Linked DNA regions of Homo sapiens: region 1 is linked to region 2. Evidence: read pairs that join two places in POLR2A ChIA-PET (ENCODE). Cell type or tissue: PC-3. All regions are shown on one strand. Each heading gives the region's core, and the rest is flanking DNA. Links, peaks and the distances in the headings are about the cores only.

Region 1 (5,378 bases), core at 299-5,298, 560 kb after region 2:
GCTCTCCCTTGAGAAGCGAAAGATTTCTTCAAACACTAACCTGATGAGTGTTGCTTTTCTAAAGTGTATAAATAATACATCTGTAATCTTTATAACTCAAGAGTGGGAAAGGCAAGAGATACAGAAGTGGGAATACATCTGGAGAGGTTGGCTGGCTGACTTCCAGAGACCTCACAAGGTCACAGTGACTTTGGAGAACTCACCAGGGTCCATCTCCCACTCTGCAGGCTTGGAAATTGGATCTTGACAGAATGCCTGAATGCAAGAGCCTGACTCATGCTAATAAAACTCATAAGAGCCTGAAGTAGCTAACCCAGCCAACAAATTATTAATTACTCATAGGATGTAAATACCAAGGGAGCCAGAGAGGCACATTCTCTAGGTAATGTTCTCTCTCTCTGCAGACAAACCATGGGAGGACATCACATTTTAAAAGATTACCAGCAAAATTTCCTGAAGATTTTTAAGATGAACAGAGGGTTGCCAACTTTTTATTCCATCAAGGAAGATCTTTAAAAATCTCAATTACCGGCCAGGCGCAGTGGTTCATGCCTGTAATCTCAGCACTTTGGGAGGCCGAGGTGGGCGAATCACTTGAGGTCAGGAGTTCGAGACCAGCCTGGCCAATGTGGTGAAACCCTGTTTCTACTAAAAATACAAAAAAATTAGCCGGGCGTGGTGGCGCATGCCTATATTCCCACCTACTTGGGAGGCCAAGGCAGGAGAATCGCCTGGACCCGGGAGGTGGAGATTGCAATGAGCCGAGATCGAGAAAAAAAAAAAAAATTCAATCGCCATCACTTAAAAAAAAACTCTCATTTCCTTTAAAGTGAAAGAAATTAGTTTTGCAAAATTCACTACATAGTCTTGAGCTTTCTTGGTTTTTTTCAGGGACTGTTCTCACAGATCAGTACCTGTTTGTTGACCACTGACTTAAGGAGTTTGATAAGGGCATAATCAAACTACATAAGTGTCCAGTATTTTGGCTTCCCTGGGCCACATTGGAAGAATAAAAATTGTCTTGGGCCACACACAAAATACACGAACGCAAACGATAGTTGATGAGCTAAAAAAAAAAAAAAAAAAAAAAAAAAAAAAAAAAAATCGCAAGAAAAATCTCATAATGTTTTAAGAAAGTTTAAGAATTTGTCTTGGGCCACATTCAAAGCTGTCCTGGGCTGCATGTAGCCAGGCAGGCCGTGGGTTAGACAAGTTTGGATTAGGCCATCAGGCTGTGATCCTCAGATGCTTCTTTCTCCACAATAAGGCTATAGCTGTCACTGGGATCACCCCGGTCCTAGCTACTCAATGTGTGGTCTATGGACCCACACTGCTGGCATGCCTTGGGAGTTGGCTAGAAATGCAGAACCTCAGGCCCCACTCCAGACCTAATGAATCTCAATCTGCATGTTCTTCAGGAGATTCATGTGCATATTACAGCTTGAGAGGAGCTGATTAGGAAACAACCTTTGGGCCTTGGACTAGGGCCCTTACGGCTAAGAAAAGAGCAAGGATGAGTGCTGCCTACCTGTCATTTTTCTGGGCTTTGACTCTTAAAACTCTTTTCTCATACTCTTTCTTTCTTCTCTCTCTTTTTTTTTTTTTCCCTTCTTTTTGACTGAGTCTTGCCGGGTCATCCAGGCTGGAGTGCAACGGCGCAATCTCGGCTCACTGCAACTTCTGCCTCCCGGGTTCAAATGATTCTCCTGCCTCAGCCTCCCGAGTAGCTGGGATTACAGGCATGCACCACCATGCCCAGCTAATTTTGTATATTTAGTAGAAATGGGGTTTCTCCATGTTGGTCAGGCTGGTCTGGAACTCTCGACCTCAAGTGATCTGCCCGCCTCGGACTCCCAAAGTCCTGGCATTACAGGTGTGAGCCACCGTGCCTGGCCTCATTCTTTCTTAAGCTGTATCTATATTTTCAATTTGAGTTATGATCAAATCTACACAGCTATTCTATTTCTTCATAGTGATTTCTTATCTCTGCTCTAATTGCATGTGTTAGCTTTAAAGCTTAAAAGTTTTAAGGTTTAATCTTATATCCTTATTTCAAAGGTTTTAGGGTGAGAAAATTTTGCTGCCATCCTGAGTTGTTATCCACAAAAGGTAGAAGTTATTTTCAATTTTTAAGAAAGAAAAACAAAAGACGGAAATGACACCCCCTTCACCCCAGGCTAGGTCTTCCTGTCTTATGCAACCATAGCACCTGAACATACCCTTATAACCCACCAAAATTTACCCTAACTAACCATGACTGTCTACATTTCCTAAAAGACTATGAAGGTAAGCAATATGCTAGTCTTATTCATTTCTGTATACTCAGTATGTCATATCGTGCCTGACAAATAGTAGAAAGTATTTGTTCAATGACTAAATGAACGAAATGAGTTTTAGGATAAGTCACTATAGGATTTCCAAGCCCCATGTTGGCTTCACATCTTGTGAGGTTTCAGCCTTACGCTCCTAATCCTGATTCTGAGAATTGACTAATAGTATGAGTGAGACTCTGCACCCCTTGCCTCTGTCTTCTCTTTAGATGAAACCTTTAGAAGTGATTAGGTACACTAGCCTGTCATAAAAAGGCACTGTCACTACTTGTGGCTACTTGTGACTACCTGTGGCTACTTCAGCCATTAGTGCTTTTTAGGAAAAAACCTACCTATGGATAACACAAACATAAGGAAGTAGTTCATGTAACATTAATCCAAAGGCTTGAATATACTTACAGGGTGTATGGCTGGAGAAAAACACAAAAATGAGGTCTCGTCTAAGTTTCCACACTCCTTTTTGAGTTCCTGGGACAAAGATGCTATCCTCTTTCAGGGTGGCTGCCAACTGGAGTTGGTGGAGAAGGTACCTAAGGGTTGCAAGATGTTATTAGGATGAACAACCGATCTCTGTGGTAAGGGGAAAGCCTCTGGTTGGGTGATTACTAAGACAGCTTACTGTAGACTAATGGGACTGGTAGTGATGGGGAATTATGAGAATGCTCTAGACCAGTGATTCTCAAAGTGTGGTCCCTGTACCAGCAGCATCAGCATCACCTGGGAATTTGTTAGACCTCCAATTTCAACTGGCCTCGGTGGCTCATATCTGTAACCCCAGCTACTTGGGAGACTGAGGCAGGAAGACTGCTTAAGCCCAGGAGTTTGAGGCTGTAGTGAGCTATGATTCTGCCACTGTACTTCAGCTTGGGTGACAGAGTGAGACTCTATTTTTGTTTCTTTTTTTTTTTTTAGAAAAATAAAAAAGAAAGAAGAAACCCAATTTCTGAGGTTCCACCCTAGATATGCTGAATCAGAATCTCTGTGGTGGGCTCAGCAATCTGGGTTTTAACAAGCCTTCTAGGTTCTTCTGATGTACAATCAAGTTTGAGTACCACTAGTCCAGGCCAGGATTGTGACTCATGCCTGTAAATCCGGCACTTTAGGAGGCTGAGGCAGGAGGATCGCTTGAGCCCCAGGAATCCAACACCAGCCTGGGTAGCATAGTGACACCCTGTCTTTAAAAAAAAAAAAAAACCCAGGAAAAGTTAGCTGGGTGTGGTGGCATGCGCCTGTAACCCCAGCTATTCAGGAGGCTGAGGTGGGAGGCTTGCTTGAGTCCCAGGAGGCCAAGGCTGCAATGAGCTGAGATCACATCACTGCACTCTAGCCTAGGTAACAGAGCAAGACCCTGTGTCCAAAAAAAAAAAAAAAAAAAAAAAAAAGAGAGAACCACTAGTCTAGACCACATTACTACTCAAAAGTGTAGTTTACAGACTAATATCATCTGTATTACCTAGGAGCTTATTAGAAATGTAAATTCTGGGTGAGGCGCGGTGGCTCACACCTGTAATCCCAGCACTTTGAGAGACTGAGGCGTGTGGATAATGAGGTCAGGAGTTTAAAACCAGCCTGGCCAGCATGGTGAAACCCCATCTCTACTAAAAACACAAAAAATTAGTTGAGCATGGTGGCACGGGCCTGTAGTCTCAGCTACTTGGGAGGCTGAGGCAGGAGAATTGCTTGAACCCAGCAGGCGGAGGTTGCAGTGAGCTGAGATCATGCCACTGCACTCCAGCCTGGGCAACAGAGCAAGACTCTGTCCCCCCCAAAAAAAAAAAAAAAAGTAAATTCCGGGACTCCCACCCCAGTCCTGCTGAACCATACTCTGGAGATGTGGCTTTACCTTTGGAAACTCCTTCTGGCTATGACCTCAGCATGGCTATCATTGAGGATGTCTCCTGCGGCAAAGATAGGACACCAGGTGAAGACATATGGAAGCTGGAGAGGGTCTGGTTCCTAGAAGCAGAACACAGCAGTCCCACCAGCACCCAGGATGGTCATGTAGCTCCTGGAGAGCTTTGCCAGAAGGTACCACAATCATGAATAACAATGCATCAGGTGCAGGGTTTCTCAACCCAGCACTGTAGACATTTTGGGCCAGAAAATTTTTTGTTGTGGGGGATCTATTCCATCCATACACTGTAGACTGTTTATTAGTAGTATTCCTGGCCTCTACCCATGAGATGACACTAGCACCCCTCCCTCAGTTGTGACAACTAAAAATGTCTCTAGACATTGCGAAATGTCCTCTGGGATGCAAATCACCCCCAGGTGAGAAACATTAATTTATAGAAAAACCTCATTCGGAGAACAAAGGTCTAGATCTTTTGTACAGAAGTATCCTACTTGTGCTCATGGTGGTACAATTCCATCTAATCCAATCCACAGTGATCCTGGAACAGGTTCCTCATATACAGGAGGTTAAGGCAAGGAGAATGGTAGAAGCCAACTCAAAGAGGAACCTGCTAGCTAGAAGAGGTAAAGACCCCAGATCTCGGCCAGGGACGCAATAGCTCATGCCTGTAATCCCAGCACTTTGGGAGGCCAAGGCAGGAGGATAGCTTGAGGCTGGGAGTTTGAGACCAGCCTGGCTAACACAGTGAGACCAAATCTCTACAAAATAAAAATGAAAAAAATTAGCTGCACATAGGTGTGCATAGCTGTGCACACCTATAGTCCAGCTACTCAGGAAGCTGAAGTGGGAGGATCACTTGAGCCCAGGAGTTCAAGGCTGCAGTGAGCTATGATAGTACCACCGTACTTCAGTGAGACCCTGTCTCTTAAAAAAAAAAAAACCACTGAAACAGACAAATAAAAACCCCCAGATCTCTAAGGAATTTTCATATTCTTGTTGAGGCCCAAAGCTTCCTGTCATTCAAGATTGCTTACCAGGTGCGGTGGCTCACACCTTTAATCCCAGCACTTTGGGAGGCCAATGTGGGCAGATCACCTGAGGTCAGGAGTTCAAGACTAGCTTGGCCAGCATGGTGAAACCCCGTCTCTAAAAAAATACAAAAATTAGCTGGGCGTGATGGTGGGTGCCTGCTG
Region 2 (5,378 bases), core at 162-5,161:
AAAACAGCATAAACACTCAGTCTTGTGGGGGTAGTTATTGCCTTTCCTACTAAAAGTAGCATTACCTGGGAAAGCTGGCCTTGTCTCCAACTGGGCACATCCTTGAAGGACCAAGAGGGTCTTCTAAGAAAACCATCAATGTTTCTGTTCCAGTATTTCCTCGATAAAGACATTTGCCAACCAGTGATCCAAGCTATCCCTCAGCTGCTCAGAATTTACCTCAATTCCTTTGCTGAGCAGGCATGTTGTATTTCTATGTAATGGGGCATATTTGCCTTTGGAGAAAATTCTGAGGACTGTAATCATTTTAGCCATTGATAGCTGATGGTCAGTTCTGCAGGTGCCTCTCCCCATATCACATTAAGACTCCTTTTTATATATAGTTTGAAGTTTAAGGATCCATAAGGATGAATTGGAATCTTCTTCTTAAGAGGTATGGGCTTAAGAAAGTTGAACTGTAAAAGGATCAGTTTCATTCTATTCAGCCCAGCGTGTAAGCCTAGTGACTGTGTGTTCATTCACATTTTCATCAGGCAGCTCTGGCCAGAGGCCCTGAAAGGGTTGAGTATGGTGGAAGATTCCATCGTTTTCAATGACAGTACTGCTCATAAGTTCTAGTGGTTCTGAAAAGAATAGGTTTAAAAGTGAGGTATAAGATTATGTATGATGTTGATGTTATGTGTGAGGTTGATGTTTACCTTTCTTGGTTGACAAATCTGGTATTGGTCCTCTGACAAGAATGGAAACTGTATGTTTGGACAAAAATACTGAAGATACAGATACTGAAGTTCACAAGTATCATGATGTGAGAGGATAGATCATTTTCATTTCAAGGACTTGGTTCATGGAAAAACCTTTTTTTTTTTTATTCCTTTGAGACAGTTTTCCTCTTGTCACCCAGGCTGGAGTGCAATGTCATGATCTCAGCTCACTGCAACCTCTACCTTCTGGGTTCAAGTGATTCTCTTGCCTCAGCCTCCCTAGTAGCTGGGATTACAGGTGTGTGCCACCATGCTTGGCTAATTTTTGTATTTTTAGTAGAGATGGGGTAACTTAAGAAGTTACCATGTTGGCCAGGCTGGTTTTGAACTCCTGACCTCATGTGATCCACCCGCCTTGGCCTCCCAAAGTGCTGGGATTACAGGCCTGAGCCACTGCGCCTGGTCAGGAAAAGACTTTTTAATGCCACTAGATTCCTCTCCTGATGCATTCAGGCCTGTGGCATCCTCTAGTTCAGTTTCTTGGGTAGTTGGTATTACAGATTTAGAGTCTTGTTTTGATGGACATTTCTCCATACAGAGTACCGTAATGCTGTTGCATTTTCTTTCAGATTTGTTCAGAATCTCCTGGGGGTTTCTCTCATTCAGAATCAGGTACTACCGGGGCATCTTGGAATACCCCCACCCTGCCGTCCTGCTGCATGTCCCTGCTCCTTTGACTCCATTGTAGTTCACGTGCTTGTTTGTTGCTTATTCATGCCAGATTTCTAATATAAATGGAATTTAGTAAGGTTATTCTAATACAAATACAGATGGTGACAGTTTTGTTTTCTTCTTTGCTCTGCTAGAGTCACCAGGTTTGATCAACACTTGGAGTTTTTTTTAATATATTGATTTGGTCCTGGATAAAGAGGTGCCAGATTAAGAAAAGCTCCTTAAGAAGCAATTTATTCCTTAGCCAGGGGCTTGGCCTGTTTGGTGTAGCAGAGTGACCAGATTCATTCTGGTCTTACAGGTGCTATCTTGACCGCTTTCATTTTTATAAATAAGGGATTCATCTTCCCTGGCCTCAGGATCGTCATAACAGCTGCTTTGCAAGAAATTCGATGGAATTGGTTCTTTCCTTCTGCCTTGGAAACTGCTATGTATTTTTCATTTTTATTTTTTTGAGAGTCTCACTCTGTCACCCCAGCTGGAGCGCAGTGGCACAACCTCAGCTTACTGCAACTTCCGTCTCCCGGGTTCAAGTGATTCTCTTGCCTCAGCCTCCTGAGTAGAGTAGCTGGGATTACAGGTGTGCACTACCACACCCAGCTAATTATTGTATTTTTAGTAGAGATGGGATTTTACCATGTTGGCCAGGTTGGTCGTGAACTCTTGACCTTAGGTGATCCACCTGCCTCAGCCTCCCAAAGTGCTGGGGTTTACAGGCGTGAGCCACCACGCCCACCCAGAAATTGCTGTTTATACATGGTGGGCTGTGTGTGGAGAAAAGTAGGGACCACTGCTGTTGTAAACCTTCTCAACAAATATGAGGCCTGAGAGAGAACCGCATTCCATCCTTTCTGGTCCTCTAAATACACTGATACTTGACCTGCCCTTTTTCCTTTCCTTTTCTTTTTTTTTTTTTTTTAAATATTTTATGTTATTTTATTATTTTAGAGACGGGGGGGTGGTCTCACTATGTTGTCCAGGCTGATCTCGAACTCCTGGTCCCATGCAGTCCTCCCACCTCAGCCTGCCTGGGACTACAAGCATGTGCCACAATGGACGCTCCTTTGCTTTCTGTGCGGGAGCGTTTAGATCTGAGGAGCGCTGTGGCTGGTCCCTTGAGGTGAGCTGTTCTCATCCATTATATGCAGCTTTTTCTACTTTGGCTTTCAGTAGCTTTGCTTGCAAGGAGCACTCTAAGAATAACACAATAAATGTTAGACCCAAGGATTATTTCCCCAAACCTGCTGGCCCAACACTGTTGCAGTCAGCAGGAACTAAGGAGAATAACAGAGTAGCCAAGGCCTCTCAAAAGAATGAGATAAATTGTTAAAGATGGGACAACTACTCTAGACCAGAAATGACTGCCATAGTGGGGATCAGTTAAAGAGGAATCATAGCCCTACTGGACAACAGGGCTCCCAGGACTTGGGCAGAAAGTAAGTAGCAAACCTCATCACGCTGCTTTGGAAAAGGGATTTGGGTTGAGTTTGGTAACCTGATGACAGACTAGGTGGAGGGTAGATGGCAGTGGGTGTTGGTACTCATCTTGCTCTGCTGGTTGGACTCAGGAGAGTTGTTCCACATCCTCGTGGTTCCTTTCCGTTTGTCCTTTAAATAAATCGGTCTCATCCCCCAGGAGATGCGCTGGGCTTTCTGTGTGCCTTAGTTGAGAGTGTTTGACCACCTTGTGTTTTCCTTGGACTGTTGATGAGCTGCTGCCAAATGTTACCCTTCCAAGGGGCTGCTACCCGCCAGGCTTTTCATACTTGAATATAAACAACTAGATACTGGCCTTGATCCCCAGCTGTGTGAGCATCTGGGAGCAGTGAAGGAAGCCTCAGAATGTGTCAGGCCTGCCTGCTCTAGGAAGAGCCAGAGGAACTGCCAACCATCCGGACTGTTTTGAGAGTAGGTGTCAGGACTTTGCAGCTACCCTTTGCCCTTGTAGGCTTGGCCCCAGATATCTTGGATTTTCTTTTTTCTTTTCTTTTCTTTTCCTTTCCTTCCTTCTTTCCTTCTTTCTTTCTTTTTTTTTTTTTTTCTTTTTTTTTTTTTTTTTGTGGAGAAAGAGTCTCACTCTGTCCCCCAGGCTGGAGTGCAATGGCGCAATTTTGGCTCACTGCAACCTCCACCTCCTCCGTTCAAGCGATTCTCCTGCCTCAGCCTCCCAAGTAGCTGGGACTACAGGCATGCACCACCACGCCTGGCTAAGTTTTGTATTTTTTGTAGAGACAGGGTTTCACCATGTTAGCCAGGCTGGATATCTTGGATTTTCAAAAAGAACAGCATAATGAATTCAGATAAAGCATGAGAAATCTCAGATGCAGTGGGGGTATCAGAGAAAACTACCCATCTTCTTACTTTTGTTTGTGACGAAATGGCTCAGATCTCGTAGGAACCGGTTTTTCAGCCATCAAAAAGACTCCCATCTATCTCTTGAAGTTTGTTCTCAGGTCTTATCTGATCCTTCCATTTCTGAATGTGAGCAGAGAAGTGTTTGGAGCCAAAAGTTCGAAGTTTTTACTCTACCTGTAATGTTTGGAAATTGTATAAATCAATTTAAACATGGACTAAAGGTCTTAGGCTGATGGATTTGACCGCTCCTTTCTCTCCTTCAGGCCGGCTTTGTTTCATTTGACCCTTGAAGTTACATTCTTTATGTTCCTTCATCTCATTTCTCTCTTCACTCCTTTACAAAGTCTAGGGGATCAGACAGACAATTTGACTAGGATTTTATGACTAGACCTCGTTTGATTATTTGGTACAGCCCAGGATATTAGGAGCTTCTCTCAGTTGTAGAAACCCAGGAGCACTTGGACTTGCCGTTACAAACCAAGGTGAAGTGACAGTTTTCTTTTCTTTTTTTTTTGAGGCGAGTCTCACTCTCTTGCCCAGGCTGGAGTGCAGTGACACGATCTCGGCTCACTGCAACCTCCGCCTCACAGGTTCAAGTGATTCTCCTGCCTCAGCCTCCCGAGTAGCTGGAACTACAGGCGCGCATCACCACACCTGGCTAATTTTTGTATTTTTAGTAGAGACAGGGTTTCACCATATTGACCAAGCTGGTCTCAAACTCCTGACGTTGTGATCCGCCCATCTTGCCTCCCAAAGTGCTGGGATTACAGGCATGAGCCATTGCACCCGGCCGACAGTTTTCTAAGTTAGGGTAGTCCCACCTTGCCTGTGGCAGGAGCAGGGAAATATATCCTATCTCTACATTTGAGCACAATGACCATGAAATCCACCCTAGCATACCAGACTCAGAAAATCTTTTTTTTTTTTTTTTTTTTTTTTGAGACAGTTTCATTCTGTCGCCCAGGCTTGGAGTGCAGTGGTGTGATCTCGGCTCACTGCAACCTCCGCCTCCCAGGTTCAAGCGATTCTCCTGCCTCCCTCCCAAGTAGCTGGTATTACAGGCACACACCACCCTGCCTTGCTAATTTTTGTATTTTTAGTAGAGATGGGGTTTTGCCATGTTGGCCAGGCTGGTCTTGAGCTCCTTGACCTCAAGTGATCCACTTGCCTCGGCCTCCCAAAGTGCTGAGATTACAGGCGTGAGCCACCGCGCCCGGCCAGAAACTTGGATTTTAATCTTGGCCGCAGCTTTGATTTTGATGGTAGAATTCCAAGGTCATCTCTATTTCTCCCCTGTACTATGAGGGTACTGGAGTTTTGTAACTTCGTGAGGAGGAGGAGGCTAAGAAAATAGGGAAGGAAGTTCTCAAGAAGGCTGTGCAGTGGTGACTCCCCTTCAGGGGACACTAACGAATTCAGATCCTAATATGAAGCTCTGATTAAAAAAAATAGTAATACATTTTTTGTGGGTACATAGTAGGTATGCATTTTTATGGGGTACATGAGATGTTTTGATACAGGCATTCAGTGTGAAATAATAAGCAGGTCATGAAGAATGGGGTATCCATCCCCTCAAGCATTTATCCTTTG

What was found. Peaks named below come from ENCODE experiments on the same cell type or tissue, not always from the same donor. Only the 100,000 strongest peaks of a DNase experiment are listed, where the experiment ranks them.
Region 1: POLR2A ChIA-PET joins it to region 2 with 45 read pairs; 4 of 35 experiments call an interaction of 5 or more read pairs at or near these places.

Annotation. Positions count from the first base shown.
Region 1 is chr16:75,614,413-75,619,790 of GRCh38, forward strand. It overlaps ADAT1 (adenosine deaminase tRNA specific 1), which reads right to left. Exons shown (of 10, transcript NM_001324445.2): 4 at 4,174-4,228; 5 at 2,730-2,860. Among named protein-coding and RNA genes, the nearest start is that of ADAT1, 6.2 kb to the right of the region's middle. In PC-3, for the core only: no CTCF peak of the experiment used is centred there; DNase peaks (open chromatin) are centred at 309 and 2,399; H3K27ac peaks cover 2,872 bases.
Region 2 is chr16:75,055,771-75,061,148 of GRCh38, forward strand. The region is part of intron 1 of ZNRF1 (zinc and ring finger 1); the gene reads left to right. Among named protein-coding and RNA genes, the nearest start is that of LDHD, 58 kb to the right of the region's middle. In PC-3, for the core only: no CTCF peak of the experiment used is centred there; no DNase peak of the experiment used is centred there.